3 separate regions of the Mus musculus genome follow, and all the other regions are linked to region 1. The links are chromatin contacts, found by POLR2A ChIA-PET in ENCODE. All regions are on one chromosome and are shown on one strand. The core of a region is the stretch at or near the end of the contact, and the rest is flanking DNA. Distances in the headings are between cores, read along the strand shown. Region 1 holds the start of Car14 (carbonic anhydrase 14). Region 2 holds the start of H3c13 (H3 clustered histone 13). Region 3 holds the start of H2ac18 (H2A clustered histone 18).

The links. ChIA-PET counts read pairs that join two places held with the same protein, here RNA polymerase II (POLR2A).
Region 2: POLR2A ChIA-PET joins it to region 1 with 12 read pairs in Patski. The contact joins the promoter of H3c13 here to the promoter of Car14 in region 1. POLR2A ChIA-PET finds 5 or more read pairs at or near these places in 2 of 5 experiments (Patski and embryonic stem cell).
Region 3: POLR2A ChIA-PET joins it to region 1 with 11 read pairs in Patski. The contact joins the promoter of H2ac18 here to the promoter of Car14 in region 1. POLR2A ChIA-PET finds 5 or more read pairs at or near these places in 2 of 5 experiments (Patski and embryonic stem cell).

Annotation. Positions count from the first base shown.
Region 1 is chr3:95,901,835-95,906,987 of GRCm38, reverse strand. It overlaps Car14 (carbonic anhydrase 14), which reads left to right and starts at 2,303. Exons shown (of 11, transcript NM_011797.3): 1 at 2,303-2,668; 2 at 4,857-4,877. The coding sequence starts at 2,614.
Region 2 is chr3:96,265,701-96,270,853 of GRCm38, reverse strand. H3c13 (H3 clustered histone 13) reads right to left here and starts at 2,200. Exons shown (of 1, transcript NM_178215.2): 1 at 1,699-2,200. The coding sequence starts at 2,160. The coding sequence ends at 1,750. H2bc18 (H2B clustered histone 18) reads right to left here and starts at 1,154. Exons shown (of 1, transcript NM_175666.3): 1 at 662-1,154. The coding sequence starts at 1,102. The coding sequence ends at 722.
Region 3 is chr3:96,243,360-96,248,512 of GRCm38, reverse strand. It overlaps H2ac18 (H2A clustered histone 18), which reads right to left and starts at 3,016. Exons shown (of 1, transcript NM_013549.2): 1 at 2,461-3,016. The coding sequence starts at 2,932. The coding sequence ends at 2,540. It overlaps H3c14 (H3 clustered histone 14), which reads right to left and starts at 1,828. Exons shown (of 1, transcript NM_178216.3): 1 at 1,165-1,828. The coding sequence starts at 1,627. The coding sequence ends at 1,217.

The DNA.
Region 1 (5,153 bases), core at 1,054-3,553:
ACTACTCGGAAGAAATAGTACCCAGTCACCCTTTCTTTTTTCTTTCCTTTTCCTTTCCCTTTTCACATAGCAGCCCCTTTGCACCTACTCCAAATCAACACAGCTAGAAAGCAATGACTGAAGTGTTCACAGGATCTAAACAAGTTCGTTCTTTCTCTCCCCGTCTCCCCTCTCCCCTCTCCCTCTCCCCTCCCCCTCTCTCTGAAACCAGTTTTATTTATTTGGAGGGAATCGGAATTCCCGGAGAGGCTGCTGGTTCCGGAGCCTAAGTGTTGACTCGGGACTAAGACTTTTTTTTTAAGGACGCATTTTATTTTTTTAATGGTTTTATTTTATGTGCATTGGTGATTTGCCTGCATGTATGTCTGTGTGAGAATATCCGGTTCCTTGGAACTAGAGTCACAGACAGTTGAGAGCTGCCAGGTGGGTGCTGAAAATCGAACCCATTCCTCTGGAAAAGCAGCGAGAGCTATTAACCACTGAGCCATCTCTCCAGCACCAGGGCTAAGACTCCTTTGAAGCAGTATTTTTTATTTTTTATTTTTTATTTTTTGAAGCAGTATTCAAAAGTGTAGGCAAAGTCCCCAAACTCTCAGCACCAACTGCTGTCCAGAAGGAATCCCAAGTTTTAAAAATTCGTAGAGAAGCCAAGAGGTGGCGCCAGGCGAGACGCACTTCCTGGGAGGCTGAAAGTCGGTCGTAGATGCTGCAGGGGAGCTCTGTCCTGATAGGGGTTATTCTATCCAAACCTCCTCTTTCCTACCTTGTGAAATATGTGTCAATTCTCCTTTCACCCCCACCCCACCCCCCTCTTAACTTTCCGGACACCAAAGAAATCTTAACTTGTATTCACATCTTTTATTCTTCCTAGATGGGACTGGATGAGGCTTTGGAAGAACTTTAAGACGGAAACTTTTTTTTAGGGGATGAAGTATTCGCAAAGCGATAAAACGTTGTGTGTGTGTGTGTGTGTGTGTGTGTGTGTGTGTGTGTGTATTTTAAATATATATATATATTTTTAAAAAGTCCTTACTCTGAAGCTCAGTCGTGGGACAGAAAAGCACTCTGAGCTCCTGTCTCCGCAGGAGTGATGACCTGGCACATGCATTATTCTGTTCATTTGGCTTTTATCCCGTGCCCTTGTTTGGCTTCTGCTCCTTTGTTTTGGCTATTTATTGCTACTTGATAGGAGTAAGGAGGGCAGAAAGACCTCACAGAGGTTATGGAGGAGAGATTTCACCATCTAGCTTGAAATTATCTGTGGTCTTCACACTCACTAATGAGGGACTTAGGATGTACATTCCGATCGGGATTTCTAGTCCCGTGGGGGAGCGCACACCAGCCACATTCCTGAGACGCCACGCAGCCTCCATGCTCCACTAGCAAACTCAGTTCCACCACAGCAAGTTTCACTTGATCCCACAGGACCTGCCTGGACCCTTTGTTGGGTGGGCGGGAAGCCCCTGGACCCCTCACCCACCTGGTCACATGGCCTTTCTATGGCCCCTCCCCTCTCTTTCTTTGGAGTCCGCCTTTTTCTCATGGTGACAGTAATTGTTTCTACAGTCACCCATCACTCCTCCTGCCCGGCCTCTCTGCTAGGGGTCAGTGTCCTCTTCAGTGACAAAAGGCGCCCTAGATCTGGGCTCCCTGGGGAGGGAGGTGGCTGGATCTGGTAGTTAGAATGCTGTCTCTCCCTGGTGCTGCGACAACCCCTCCCCCGCTGTGCACACAAATGGGCTTTATCCGGCAAACAAAACCGCACCCCCACCCCAGGCTACACAGGCACGTGGACCTAAGCCTCACCAAGGGAAGGGGGTGGTGACAGGCGCCAGAGAAAGACGAGGCAGAAGACAAATATTCTCCTCGCCCCACTTCTTGCTCTCCACAATCCAGATTTTAAAGTTTGACTTTCCACTCCCCACCTGCTCCCTGAGCCTCCAACTTCTGTTCTCCTATCTCCCGAATCTGAATTCTTTCTGGTTCCAACCAGCTCAACTTCTCTTGGTTTCAGAAACAGGTTCCCCACCAGCAGTCCCATACCACCCAGGGATGTGCTCCTCAGGCAGGGGAATGAGAACACGGTGTCCTGGGAGGGAGAGGTGCGAAACCCCCCTTCCCTGACCGAGAGTTCCAGGGGACACCCGTACGAGCGGCAGTGTAAATAGCAAAGGAAGAGCTCACTCCAGGGTCCTGAGCCAAGGCCAGGGCGCTGGGCTCTGCTGGGCCATCCTGCATGCCTAATCCGCTATTTAAGGAGCTGCTCGGCTGCAGCCCAGGCACCACCCCCCTCCTCACGTACACCGGTTTCGAGCCACCTTAAAAGCGGGAGGCAACTGTGAAGTTGCTGGCCAGTAAGTGGTGTGGAGATTACGAAGGGACATACGGAGAGGGCAGAGAGAGGAAGAGAGAGAAAGTGAGAGAGGAAGAAATTTATCCTGGGATCCAGAAGTTCGTGTTAACCTGTGGAAAATCAAGTCCCTGGAAGTCTGCAGAGACAGAGACAAGAAGAAAAGAGATAGAACGCCAGAAACTCCTCTCTCTCCCTCCCTCTCCACCTCTCTCTTCTAAACCCCAAATTCCTGGTCCCTTGTACCCCATTGTGGGGATAATATGTTGTTCTTCGCTCTCCTGTTAAAGGTGACTTGGATCCTGGCTGCAGATGGGGGTAGGTACAACTGGGTCTGTGCTAATGTCCACCCGTAGCCATGTGTACTTATGTGGGGGAGGAGAGGTTTCAGAAAGGGAAGCCTAGGGGCTGGGGGGTAGGGGGGGGAGGCATGGGGTGGGAGAAAGACTATGGAGGAGATCCTTCCATTCTTTTCCTTTTCCTCTCTAACCCAGCGATTACTGCTATCTCTGCGACAGGGAGAGCTAGCCAGAGGCCAGTGTGTGAATGCTCAGGAGTGTAGGACACTCGGCCAGCTACAGTTCTCCAGTCCACTCTTTCCCCACTGCCCTAGTCCCGGGCAGCCCTCCTGCCCGTCTTTGTTTACGCACTCTGCTGGTTAGGGAGAGCAGGGGTGAGAAGGGACACGTGCTGCAGTCCTGCCCGACTCAGACCCCGACCCTCTGCTGATCAAAGGATAACTCCATTACCTGCCAAGGGGCAGGGGCAGCTGGTCCATTTCCCTGAAAGGAACACGACTAAACGTTTGCTCAGCTCTTTATAGTGTACAAAGGGCTTTCAGGATTAGGAGAGAGGTGGGGAGACGTTGGAGAAAACAAGCTAAGTTGTTTCTGGAACGCCTGAAGGATTCCCACAACTTTTTTTGTTGTTATTGCTTATTTTTATTTACTTTTTTTTTTGAGACAAGGTTTCACGTGGCCAGACCTATCTCAAACTCACTCTGTAGCTGAGGTTAGACCTGCTTGGCTCTGCCTCCCCATGCCTGGTTTCTACACCCTGTTTTTGTGCTTCTCAGGCCCCATTCTGTATCCAGCACATAGTAGGTGAGGGATTAAAGTTTATTGGAAGGACGAGGTGGGGGGGGGGATTATCTAGAAAGCGAGAGGAAGATGGGACCAAGGGATCCAAAAGAAAATGAGGAGTCACAAATCTCTTCTGAGAAGAAACAATTTGGAAAGAGGAAAAAAGAGGCATTAGAATCAGCTCAGAGCATTTCACAGGAAGGGCAGGGCACCTTCACAACAGCCAGAGAACTCTAGTTGTTGGAGTATCCTAAAGAGATAGTGAAGGAGGGGTGGGGGGGAGCTACTCGCAGAGTTGCCCCCGCTGAGGAATGGAGCGGTGTGAGCAGTTAAAGGAATAACAAGCAAGATGGGCATTGGACCACACGCTTGCAATCCCAGCTCTCAGGAGGCTGAGACAGGACTGCCACAAGTTTGAGGTCAGCCTGAAGCACACTGTGAATACAGGGCCAGTATGGACTACAGAGTAAAATCATGTCTCAAACAAAATAATTAAAAGACTAATGAAGAGGAAAAGGAACAGGGTATTTCCCCCCAGTTTCTAGAGTTAAATAGAACAAGCCAATCTCCAAGAAGACTTCCTTTTCTCCTTGAAGCAGGTTAGCCGTGGGGGGGGGGGGGGGGTGACTCTCAGACCCCTAGCGTTTTGGCCAGAGATAGAACTGCATGAGATCCTGGCATGTGACCCGGCTGGCAACTCTCCTCTCTACACACAATGCTACACTTTCATCCTGTCTTTGCCAGCCTGGCTGCCTGTGCCCACCCACCACCCTCAACATAGACTAGGCCCTACCCCGACTCCTGCTTTTCTTGAGCCATTTGAGCCTGAAAGAGCAGATGTTCATGATTCGAGTGACCACAGCTAGTGAGAGCAGAAAGAACTAAAACTCCTGCTGAAGGTGCTGGGCCCTCGTCCTAGCGGCAGTACACCAAGGCTAAGGACTAAGCCCTCCTGGCTTCAGCAGGATTCACTGAGACTTTCCCTCCTCCTCCTCCTCCTCCTCCTCCTCCTCCTCTTCCTCCTCCTTCTATTCTATGCTTCCAAGCCCTCTGCTCACACCCTTGCCTTACCCCACCCCAACCTTCTAAGTGTTACACTGACTTGGCTCCAGATGGGAAAAAGTAAGGGCTGGGCTGCCTGCACATTTGGATCCAGGTTAATTTTAGTCTCCTGGCTTTATCTCTTTTCCTTGCTCCTCCCTCTTTACTCTTTAATCACAACTGCAGCCTGGCTAGTTATTTTAAATAGGACCCCCGACCTTTTCACAAAGGTATCCAGTTTCAATACTTCACTTGGGAAGCTCTGGAGTGGAGGTGGGTAAGAGAGAGCAGAAAAGGAGGAGGCGCTGGCGGCCGGAGGGAGAGCAGAGGCCAGGACATTGCTCCAGGCTGCACTGGCCACAGCCCAAATCCCTCTCTTACAGGTCACCACTGGACATATGAAGGTGAGATTGGAACTGCACATGGATTGGCACTCCTTTCACCCCAGGACCTCCGCACCTGGCATGAAGACTTGTCCTGGGGGAGGGAAAGAGCTTTTCCTGAGCTTCACCCACTAGCTCCTCTTTTTCTCCCTACACACACAGACCCTGGGGCTTACACAAGTGGCTGCTAGACCCTGCTGTAATCATTAAATCCCACATCTCCTGATTCAGCAAAAAAGCCAATGCGTCCTCTGTAAATCCCTGTGGAAATGAAGAAAACTGGGCGGGGAGAGGCAC
Region 2 (5,153 bases), core at 951-3,450, 360 kb before region 1:
GTGACCCAAGGCCTTGGAGGAGCCCAGAAGATCGTAAGTTGGATCCCAGACATTGGACGGTTGGAGATTGACTTTTGCTTTTGATTGTGACTGTGCCCTGATAGTTTCCCTCTTGAAGGAAGAAACTGTTTTAGTGGAGCCCACAGTTAAGAGACTTTTAATTGTAAAAAGACTTCGGATTTTAAAAGAGATGGATATTTTAAAGAGATTGAAATTTTAAGAATATGTAAAGACTGTGGGACTTTTAAAGTTATTTAGACCTTGGGGATGAATAAGAATGTAAGGGTTGAGGCTTACTAGTGATGTGTTTGTGTGTCAAGTTGACAAGGGGTCAATTGTACTGGCTAGTTTTGTGTCAACTTGACACAGCTGGGGTTATCACAGAGAAAGGAGCTTCAGTTGAGGAAATGCCTCCATGAGATTCAACTCTAAGGCATTTTCTCAATTAGTGATCAAGGGGGAAAGGCCCCTTGTGGGTGGGACCATCTCTGGGCTGGTAGTCTTGGGTTATATAAGAGAGCAGGCTGAGCAAGCCAAGACACCGCCCAACACTTTGAAACGCTCGATGTTGCACCAGAGCGCTGCAGGGTAACAGACTCATCATGGCTTAACCTTACCTGCTAGATCAGACCCTTAGTGCTTACAGTCTTTTTTTGAGAACTAAAGTGGCTCTGAAAAGAGCCTTTTGGGTAAAGCCGATCAATCACGTCTCTGCTGCACTTCACTTGGAGCTGGTGTACTTGGTGACGGCCTTGGTGCCTTCCGACACAGCGTGTTTAGCCAACTCTCCCGGCAGCAGCAGACGCACGGCTGTCTGGATCTCCCGGGAAGTGATGGTCGAGCGCTTGTTGTAATGCGCCAGACGGGAAGCCTCACCTGCGATGCGCTCGAAGATATCGTTCACGAAGGAATTCATGATTCCCATAGCCTTAGATGAGATGCCCGTGTCGGGGTGCACTTGCTTCAGGACCTTGTACACGTAAACAGAATAGCTCTCCTTGCGGCTGCGCTTGCGCTTCTTGCCATCTTTCTTCTGCACTTTCGTGACAGCTTTCTTAGAGCCCTTCTTTGGGGCAGGAGCAGACTTCGCTGGATCCGGCATTTTCCTCCGCGTCTAAAGATGCAACGTAAGGTAGACCGGGCAACTACGAACTGTTTCAGCGCGGCTTGCTATGCGGTACTTATAGAGCTTGTATGCAAATGAGGTTTCACACGGTATTCCATTTTTATTGGTTGATTTACAGCAGAGTCAGCGTCAAGGAGGCGGAGCCTACTCAAACCGATTCTGGTTGCGAGCCTTGGTGGTGCTTAGAGGAAATTCTTTCTAGCCAATCGCAGCCTTCCATTTCATGCTAGCCTGTTATTGAGAGCGGCAGTTTTGCCTCAGCTGTTCTTTATGTTCCCTTCGCTTACAGATCCTTAAAACACCAGGTTGAAATAAGTTAACTATCGCTCTTAGGTATCACGCTTGGAATTTTGGGGCTATTTTTCAGGTTCACAGTTCTGAGACCCTAATTAGAACTCCTTTTTTGGACTGGCCCATATTTGAGTAGTGAGCTCAAGACCAGCTCTAAATGGAATAAACCTGGGATAAGGAATGTGATTACTGGTAACTGTTAGGCCTGACACACTTGAGGGCGTATTTGAAACACTGAAAATCAATTTGCAAAGCTGACACAGCTACTTTCATCGACAACGTAGGTGGCTCTGAAAAGAGCCTTTGTGGGGGATGGAAGGGAAACAGGGCGCTTAAGCGCGCTCCCCACGGATGCGGCGGGCCAACTGGATGTCCTTGGGCATGATGGTGACGCGTTTGGCGTGGATGGCGCACAGGTTGGTGTCCTCGAACAGCCCCACCAGGTAGGCCTCGCTCGCCTCCTGCAGCGCCATGACGGCCGAGCTCTGGAAGCGCAGGTCCGTCTTGAAGTCCTGCGCGATCTCGCGCACCAGGCGCTGGAACGGCAGCTTGCGGATCAGCAGCTCGGTCGACTTCTGGTAGCGCCGGATCTCCCGCAGCGCCACGGTGCCGGGCCGGTAGCGGTGCGGCTTCTTCACGCCGCCCGTGGCCGGGGCGCTCTTGCGGGCGGCCTTGGTGGCCAGCTGCTTGCGCGGGGCCTTGCCGCCGGTGGACTTGCGGGCGGTCTGCTTCGTACGGGCCATATTTTTGCGACTTCGGCTTGCAGACGCCAAGTGGCCATACTTATAGACTTATCTTCGTCTTGATTGGGCCCAGAAAGCAGGAGTTTCTGGACTTGCAGTCTGATTGGGTAGAATTCGATCCTATTTGCTGAGTTTCAAGATGGTTACACTATTCCTTCTCTCCTGATACTTTTCCTTCCTGTATTTATGAACCGCAGAGGGTTTTAAAAAGATAGTGCTTTTCAGTTGATGTAACTTTCCTAAATGCAGTGTTTAAAGTGTTTCTCACGCAGTGTGCTCTTCTAACAGGTTTCTTTGGAAACAAACTTGCCCTTTTCATGTTCTGCGATTCACTTTGTAGCGAGTCACCAGATACTGTAGCTCTTCTCTGACAGTTAGCATTTATTTAACTTCAGGCTTTGTGCCCAGTGATTTGAACGCATTGTACCACGGCCGAAAGATGACAAAACGATGTATAGTGAAAGGAACCAAATGCAAACTTAAGTTTTACCTATTTCGAAACCCTACCAAAGCCGGTCTTACATTTACTGCACACTGACTATCGTTATGTATGGCGCTCCCGCCTTTCCTTCTGTCTAGAGTGCGTTCCTTCCACCTCCCTTCTACACTAACGGCCAATTAAGTCCTGCAGATGAAATGTTTATATAACAGAAGGATAAGACTAGAAGTATTAATACCGCCTTTCCAGTGGAGAACAGCTACTAAATAGTTAAACCTGTCATCTAGATGACAAGTCAAAATAACTTTCAAAGCAAATGAGCACTTATTTATTTGATTCTTTTTCCTTTTCTTTTCGAGACAGGGTTTCTCTGTGTAGCCCTGACTGTCTTGGACCTCACTCTGTAGACCAGGCCGGCCTCGAACTCAGAAATCCACCTGCCTCTGCTTCCCAAGTGCTGGGATTAAAGGCGTGGGCCACCACAGGATTTCTGTATGTAGCCTTGGGTTCCTGAAACTCCCATCTGTAGACCAGGCTGGCCTGTTTCTGCCTCCTGAGTGCTGAGATTAAAGGTGTGTGCTACTATGGCCTGGTTCAAAGTAAAGCTTTTAATAGCATGCCTGATTTTTTGGTAAAAAAGCATTGTATACCAACCTTCTTAAAATTCAAACCCAAAAGTAAAAATAGGCCCAAGATATTTAAAACTTTCCTAGAGCTGACAAAAATGTATTATCTTTTCGCTGAAATTCAAGTAAAATGAAATTGATTTTAAGGAGATTCCAAAATACTAAACACAGGTAGCAGTTTGGCAGTTTAATTAATTTAAGAATCCTTCAGGAGCAGAAGTAACCTCCAAAATATGGCACAAAAGTATCACTGATGGGAGCTGTTACCTTCCTGTGGTCATTTCTTAACAGCCGGCAATGCTTCCTATAAAAGTGGATCAGTAGGTAAAGCCTTGAAACACAGAAACATCTTCATATCGTACAATCAAACCATTCAGGGCTTCTCAAACGCTGCTGACCTTTCCCATTAGAAGGGGACCTGCCCTGTGGGGCTGGATGGTGCCCACACCAGGTATCGTGTTTCCTGGTAAGATTTTCTTTGTAATGTATGTACTGGAGCACAAAGCATGTGGTGTTTATTTAAATCAGAAAGAGATTCTCAAACTTCAGACTCTACTTCCCCCGTCTGAGATTTTTATTTCTGTCCTCATCAGTGTTTAGGTAATAATAAGTGAAAAATTCCAGAAAAGAAGTCAGGAGTCTTATTTTACATTGTAAGTCTATCCTCTCATGGCCTCTCACCCCGGACATAAATCATCCCCTTGCCCAGCGTATCCTTGCTACCCATGACTTATTTACTTAGTAGCAGCCTCCATTCAAAACACCTGCCAAGGCTTATGTTCAGGTAACCTTGATCTTATGCAATAAGGGCTCCAAAGTGCAAACAAATTTCACTAAAGGTGATTATTATTGTCTACTTTACTATAGTTTTGACCTATTTATTGAGCCAAATTCATAAGTTAAAATTTACCATACACATTTACACATATACTAAAGGAAACATACAGTGCTGTATATGTTTATGTAATGTACAGCATTGTCTGTATATTTAGCCATTGGCTGGGGATCTTGGACCACTTCCTCTAAGAGGAAGAGAAAGCGGCTGTATTCAGACACAGAGTCCAGGAGTTGTAGGGTTTATTTTAACAGACAGTAAGAAAGTCAAGAGTCTTCCTCTTGTCTAGCTTCTACAATTATACCTGTAAGAGGTTTATACTCTTCAGAAATGAGGATGCTATTGTAGATGTGAATTCTATGGCACGAAACTAGAAATCAAGAAGTAAACTTTGAAGGTTATCAGTGTCTCTTCCAAAAAAAGATAATCCTCGCTGCCCAGGCAAATTTAATCTGTATTCCTTCTGCTGCACATTGCCTTCGTCGACAACCCAGTCATGTCGCTCAGCTGTGCTTGGTGTCTACCCGACACTAGAGTGATATTCATGGGAAATTCTGGATCGAAACTTTGACCAGAACAGGGGTTATGATACAGAAGAAACTGCTTCTCTGCAGTTATTTCTCAGAAATGTCCTGAAGTTTTTCATTAAAAATTACCCCCCCCCAAAAAAAAAAAGGCCAAGCAGGGTATAATGGCACAGAGGCAAGTAGATCCAGGTGAGTTCCAGGACAGCCAGAGCTACAGAGTGAGACCCTGTTTCAGAGAAAACAAACCACATTGCCAGGGCCTAAAGTTTAGAGACAGAGAACTGGGATCTTATTAATTGGGGGTGGGTACAAGAAGCTCAACTTTTTCCATACAGTGAAAAGCAAACAAAAAAAATTAAATGAACTATTAGGCATGTAATATTTTATATGTACTTATATAAACAAATATATATGTATTTTATATATTTGTTTTTAATACAAAAGCATGGACTAAGTTTTGTGTTTGGGCTCAAGAAACCCCAGAGTTAGAGTCAAACACGAACTTGGACCAGGTGAATTTTGGTCTGTTGGCTACTCAGGCTATTTACCTGGTTTGCTTTGATTTT
Region 3 (5,153 bases), core at 1,767-4,266, 340 kb before region 1:
AACTAGCAGTGTGTTAAATTTTTATTGGGATTAAAAAATAATTAAAATGGCTGAAGAGATGGCTCAGCAAATAGCATCTTTGGTGAGGATCAGGTTTCAATTCCCAGAACCCACATGGCATCTATAACTCCAGTTCCAGGGGATCCATCAGCCTCTTTTGGCCTCCTCAGGTACCAGGTAGCCATATGATACATACATATATACATATGTGCAAAATGCATTCATACATATAAATCTAAATTTTTTAAAATTTAAATGGATTTTCAAGATTCTCCTTCTAGATTGTTACTTAGTGACAGTGAGAAACCTTGCTAAACATGTAATCTTAGACCAGGGTTGTTGAGGGTGTTAACTAAGGCAAGAAAGAGTCTGGACAGAAGAATAGTGTTATACAACTCAAAAGCATTTGTAAAGTATTTGGTGATTTGTGAGTTTTGAGCAAAGGACAAGGAACTTCTAATAGATGAGAGGGGGGAAAGGAAAGTTATCTATCAGTAAAGTGGATAATCTGAAATTAGGACAATTAGAATGGAACCAAAGGAACGTTGTTTGTAGGTCAGCCTTTTACTATGTGGTACCTCTAACACACACACACGACTTACATACCATCATCATAGTAATTAAATTTGAATGGAGTAACTCACCTGATAGCAGGCAGATAAGATACTCAATGCTAAAACTTAAAACCTGTAATGTAATGAACACGAGGATCTCCCAAGTAAACTATCAAAACATTGGAAGGTGGCTGTAAACATCTACTCCAAAAACATAGAAAAGCAACGCATGTTAGCAATAAAGTATACTAATTTGTAAAGGGCAATATAAGTAGCCTTGCAAGGCCTGACACTTGGCTTCAATGAGCCAGGTGCTCATTTTAAAAAAAGAAAAAGCTCTATCATGTCAAATTACATTAGAAGGGAACGAAAAAGATAAAAGAAAAACGAATTAAGACTGATGTTAGAAGAGGAATGCAGAGGTTGAGCACCTGGATAAGATATTTTAGTCACTGCGCTCGCAATTGCCCCCGAAATTAGCACATTCTTAAGCGACTATAGGCAACTATTAAAAGAGGCTCGGTGGACAGTAAGCACCAGCCACTGCAGAAACCTAGAAGAATGCAAAGGCAATTTAAGACAAAAAGCTGAATAGCTCTTTCCGGGAAGCTGTGGTGGCTCTGAAAAGAGCCTTTGTGGGGAATGGATGGGAGACAGGGCGCTTAAGCGCGCTCCCCACGGATGCGGCGGGCCAACTGGATGTCCTTGGGCATGATGGTGACGCGTTTGGCGTGGATGGCGCACAGGTTGGTGTCCTCGAACAGCCCCACCAGGTAGGCCTCGCTCGCCTCCTGCAGCGCCATGACGGCCGAGCTCTGGAAGCGCAGGTCCGTCTTGAAGTCCTGCGCGATCTCGCGCACCAGGCGCTGGAACGGCAGCTTGCGGATCAGCAGCTCGGTCGACTTCTGGTAGCGCCGGATCTCCCGCAGCGCCACGGTGCCGGGCCGGTAGCGGTGCGGCTTCTTCACGCCGCCCGTGGCCGGGGCGCTCTTGCGGGCGGCCTTGGTGGCCAGCTGCTTGCGCGGGGCCTTGCCGCCGGTGGACTTGCGGGCAGTCTGCTTCGTACGGGCCATGGCGAAGACGGAAGACACCCAAACGAGGAGCACTCGGGGACCTGATACCGGCCCGAGCCGGCCGCCTTTATAGGCGCAGTCTTCCCCGCGGCGGGGCGGAGACAGCGACTTGAAACTCCCGCGCTGCCGCGCCATTGGCCGTGGCGTCACCGGCCCCGACCTCGCCCATTGGCTCGGGCCCGCCACGCCACCTGACCCGCCCCCCCCCGCCCCCCACGTCCAGCCCCGCGCCCGGTCCACTTGCCAACGTTCTGCGAGGGTGGAGCCACGTCTGGCAGCTGCCCGTAGAGGGCGGGTCCCGGCTCTGCCCAAGAGGAGCTCGCGCGCCCCCGCCCGCCGCCCAAAGTCCCAGGGCAGAACTAATCTAGTGTTTGTGCAGCACCGCCCAGCCACAGCCACAGTCCCAGCCCCAGTCCCCCATGATCCCTAGAGCCGGCCGCGTCCAGTCCTCGCGGGACACCTCCTCCTCCTAGACATTCCCCAAGGACCGGACGAGAGCGCGGCTGACTGCGACTTATGTCTAGATTGGCCTAGACGTCCTAGTTGAGTCTTAGTCCTGGGAAGGGTCAGGCGGGTGGACGCTGAGTGAGGGACAGTGTTGTGTAGGACAAGGGTGTGGGCAGATAGGGGCTAAATGCTTGGGACGGTCAGCGAGAACCGCGTATCCGCTCCGCCGAGGCAGGGCATGAACCAAAGAGCGACAACAAACTACCAGGGGGAACCACGGGCAGGATGGGCAAGGAAGCAGAGGACACGACACTCTTACTTTTGGGGCAGGGCCAGGAAAGGCCACCAAGACCGGCTACCGTGACACAACTCTTTATCTGATTCAGTGGGTGGCTCTGAAAAGAGCCTTTTTAGGAGCTCGCGGGGGTTATATCACAGAGACGCGGGCCGACGCGAGCAGTGGCCTCACTTGCCCTTCGCCTTATGGTGGCTCTCCGTCTTCTTGGGCAGCAGCACGGCCTGGATGTTGGGCAGGACGCCGCCCTGCGCGATCGTCACTTTGCCCAGCAGCTTGTTGAGCTCCTCGTCGTTGCGGATGGCCAGCTGCAGGTGGCGCGGGATGATGCGCGTCTTCTTGTTGTCGCGGGCCGCGTTGCCCGCCAGCTCCAGGATCTCGGCCGTTAGGTACTCCAGCACCGCCGCCATGTATACCGGCGCGCCGGCACCCACACGCTCCGCGTAGTTGCCCTTGCGCAGCAGCCGGTGCACACGCCCCACCGGGAACTGTAGCCCGGCCCGGGAAGACCGCGACTTGGCCTTGGCGCGGGCCTTGCCTCCTTGCTTGCCACGACCGGACATCACGAAAGCGCAAACAGACGAACGGCCACAACCAGGAAACGGTACTCCGGCGCCGACGCCTCACTCTTTTATAGACGCAGACCCGATTGTCCGCCCGACGCTCTCATTGGCTCACACGCGTCCTGACGCCGTGGCCAATAGGAGCGCGCGGACAGAAGCCTCTCATTTACATAAGACCGGCTCCCTCGCCCCGGCGCCGCCCTGGAACGCGCGAATCACGACGCGCGTGCTCGGTGGCTTCATTTGCGTGCGGCCGTCGTTGCGACACTCCGCGGGTCGCCGGGCGGCTGGGCCTGCTCGCTGTTTCTCCTGCTGAGGAAGCTAACAGGAATAGAGCCGGTAGCACGCGTAAACTTGGCCACAGGGCATGGTGTACCAGGTGTAGGTGACTGGCACAGGCTGTGAGTTCTTTCCTCAGCTCCATCTTTGTGCCCAAACTGGCGAGTCGTCCCGGCAGAGCCAGGCAGCCTTACCCTGTTTCCTGTATGAAACCACCCACGGTGTCTCTGCTGCTTCCTGGGTTTTTTGTTTTTTTGTTTTTTTCTCTTCTACCTCCCATTGACATTAGAAATCATTTCTACTCAAGTTACATGTGCCCTTGAATGAGGAGTATTAAGTGTAGGGGTATCTTTCGACTTTGCAGGGGAGTTACATAAAATTAGTGTTAATATATTGTCAGAATGTAGGAAAGCATTAGGCAGTCCATTTATTAAAGTATCAGCATCGGAGGCGTCTGTGAAGTAACTTGTCTTTTGGGTCAGAAATTGCTTAACTTGGATCTTGTTATTTTTTAGTGCAGTTTTCAGTTTACATACGGTGACTAAATTTCCTGTTTCAGGTCACAAGATTTAAGAGGGATTTACGTACAGCTTGTTAAAGATTGAAGTCTTAATGGCACTTTGTATGTTATTTCATTGTAGTTTGGCATATTCTGGGATGTAGGTCAATGGCACAGTACTTTCCTAGTTATATACGAGGTCTTAAGCACCACACCAGAAATTCAATCAGAATTGTTTAGCCACACAGACATTGTTGCTTGTTTTCTGTTTGCCTTAGTTTCACTCCCCCCACCCCCTGTTTCCCTGAGTGTCTCCCACCTGCCTTTGCTGCTCTTCAGTCAGCTCTGCCTCTCCTTTGGCCCTGTCACATTGCTATTCCCATAGTGTCAATGCTCTTCTCTCATCCCTGCAGATTGGGTCCCAGGCTACCTTGGGTATTTCTGCTCCAAGTTACCACATGCTTCTAAAAACAGAAAGAGATACACTTGAGCCAGACTCTTGTATAATTAACTCCCAGGGAACGTCCTAAACAAGTATCTACCCAAGGGTATGGAAGTGGTTTGGCTCCACACTGAGCTGCTTCGGGAACATTGTCCCTAAAGAAGCAGGCTCTTCTGAAAAACATAAATAGGTTAGCTGAAAGCTGACTGTAAGTGTGGTGTCTCTGTCTTCGCTTGATGTCTGTCTCCTTTGGCTAAAGGCAGAGTGAAGTTACTGTTTTACCTTTCACTTGCATCATAGCAAATGAGGGCCGTTACCCACGAGGTCAGGGCCACTCCCTAGAGTACAAGTGAGAGTCAGAGTGATATCTTCCCGAATCTTGCAGGTTCAAACCGTAGCACTGACCAGAGAACCATGCATCTGCCTCCTAGGATTCCTTAATTTTGCTAACATCTTGCCTGCCCAGGTTCCTCCTCTACTTAAGGCTTCAAGCTCATTCATGTCAATATCTGTAGATAGACAGATTTTCGGGGGGTGGGGTTTGCTGGGCCTATATTCTTCTCAATATAGCTTCTTGACTAAATCTCTGATTTTTCTTTTAGACACGTGGTTGAGCCTTGCCTTAGGGTGTCTACAGCCCAATCCTTTACCCTCAAACCTTTGGCTACTTGTTCATTTTGTTGCATATCATGAGGACACTGGCATTGGTTTACAACTTCAGGCTTTGTGGACAGGCTGAAGTGAAAGCTATGTTGGTTGACAGTACTGATTTTGTTACCCTACTAGGTGAAGGAATAAACCTTGGAACTAAGTTGATAATGACATATATATATATGACAATACCTTGGAATGGGGGGAATGCATTTGTGGGGTGAGATGGTGGAAAGGTTGTGAACAGTCAGTGGCAGAATGTGTGGCCATTTCCACAGTGAACTGTGGTAGCTCCAGCTGCACTAGGATTTCTGCAGCTCTTGAAACTGGATTTATTTTAGCAAACAGGA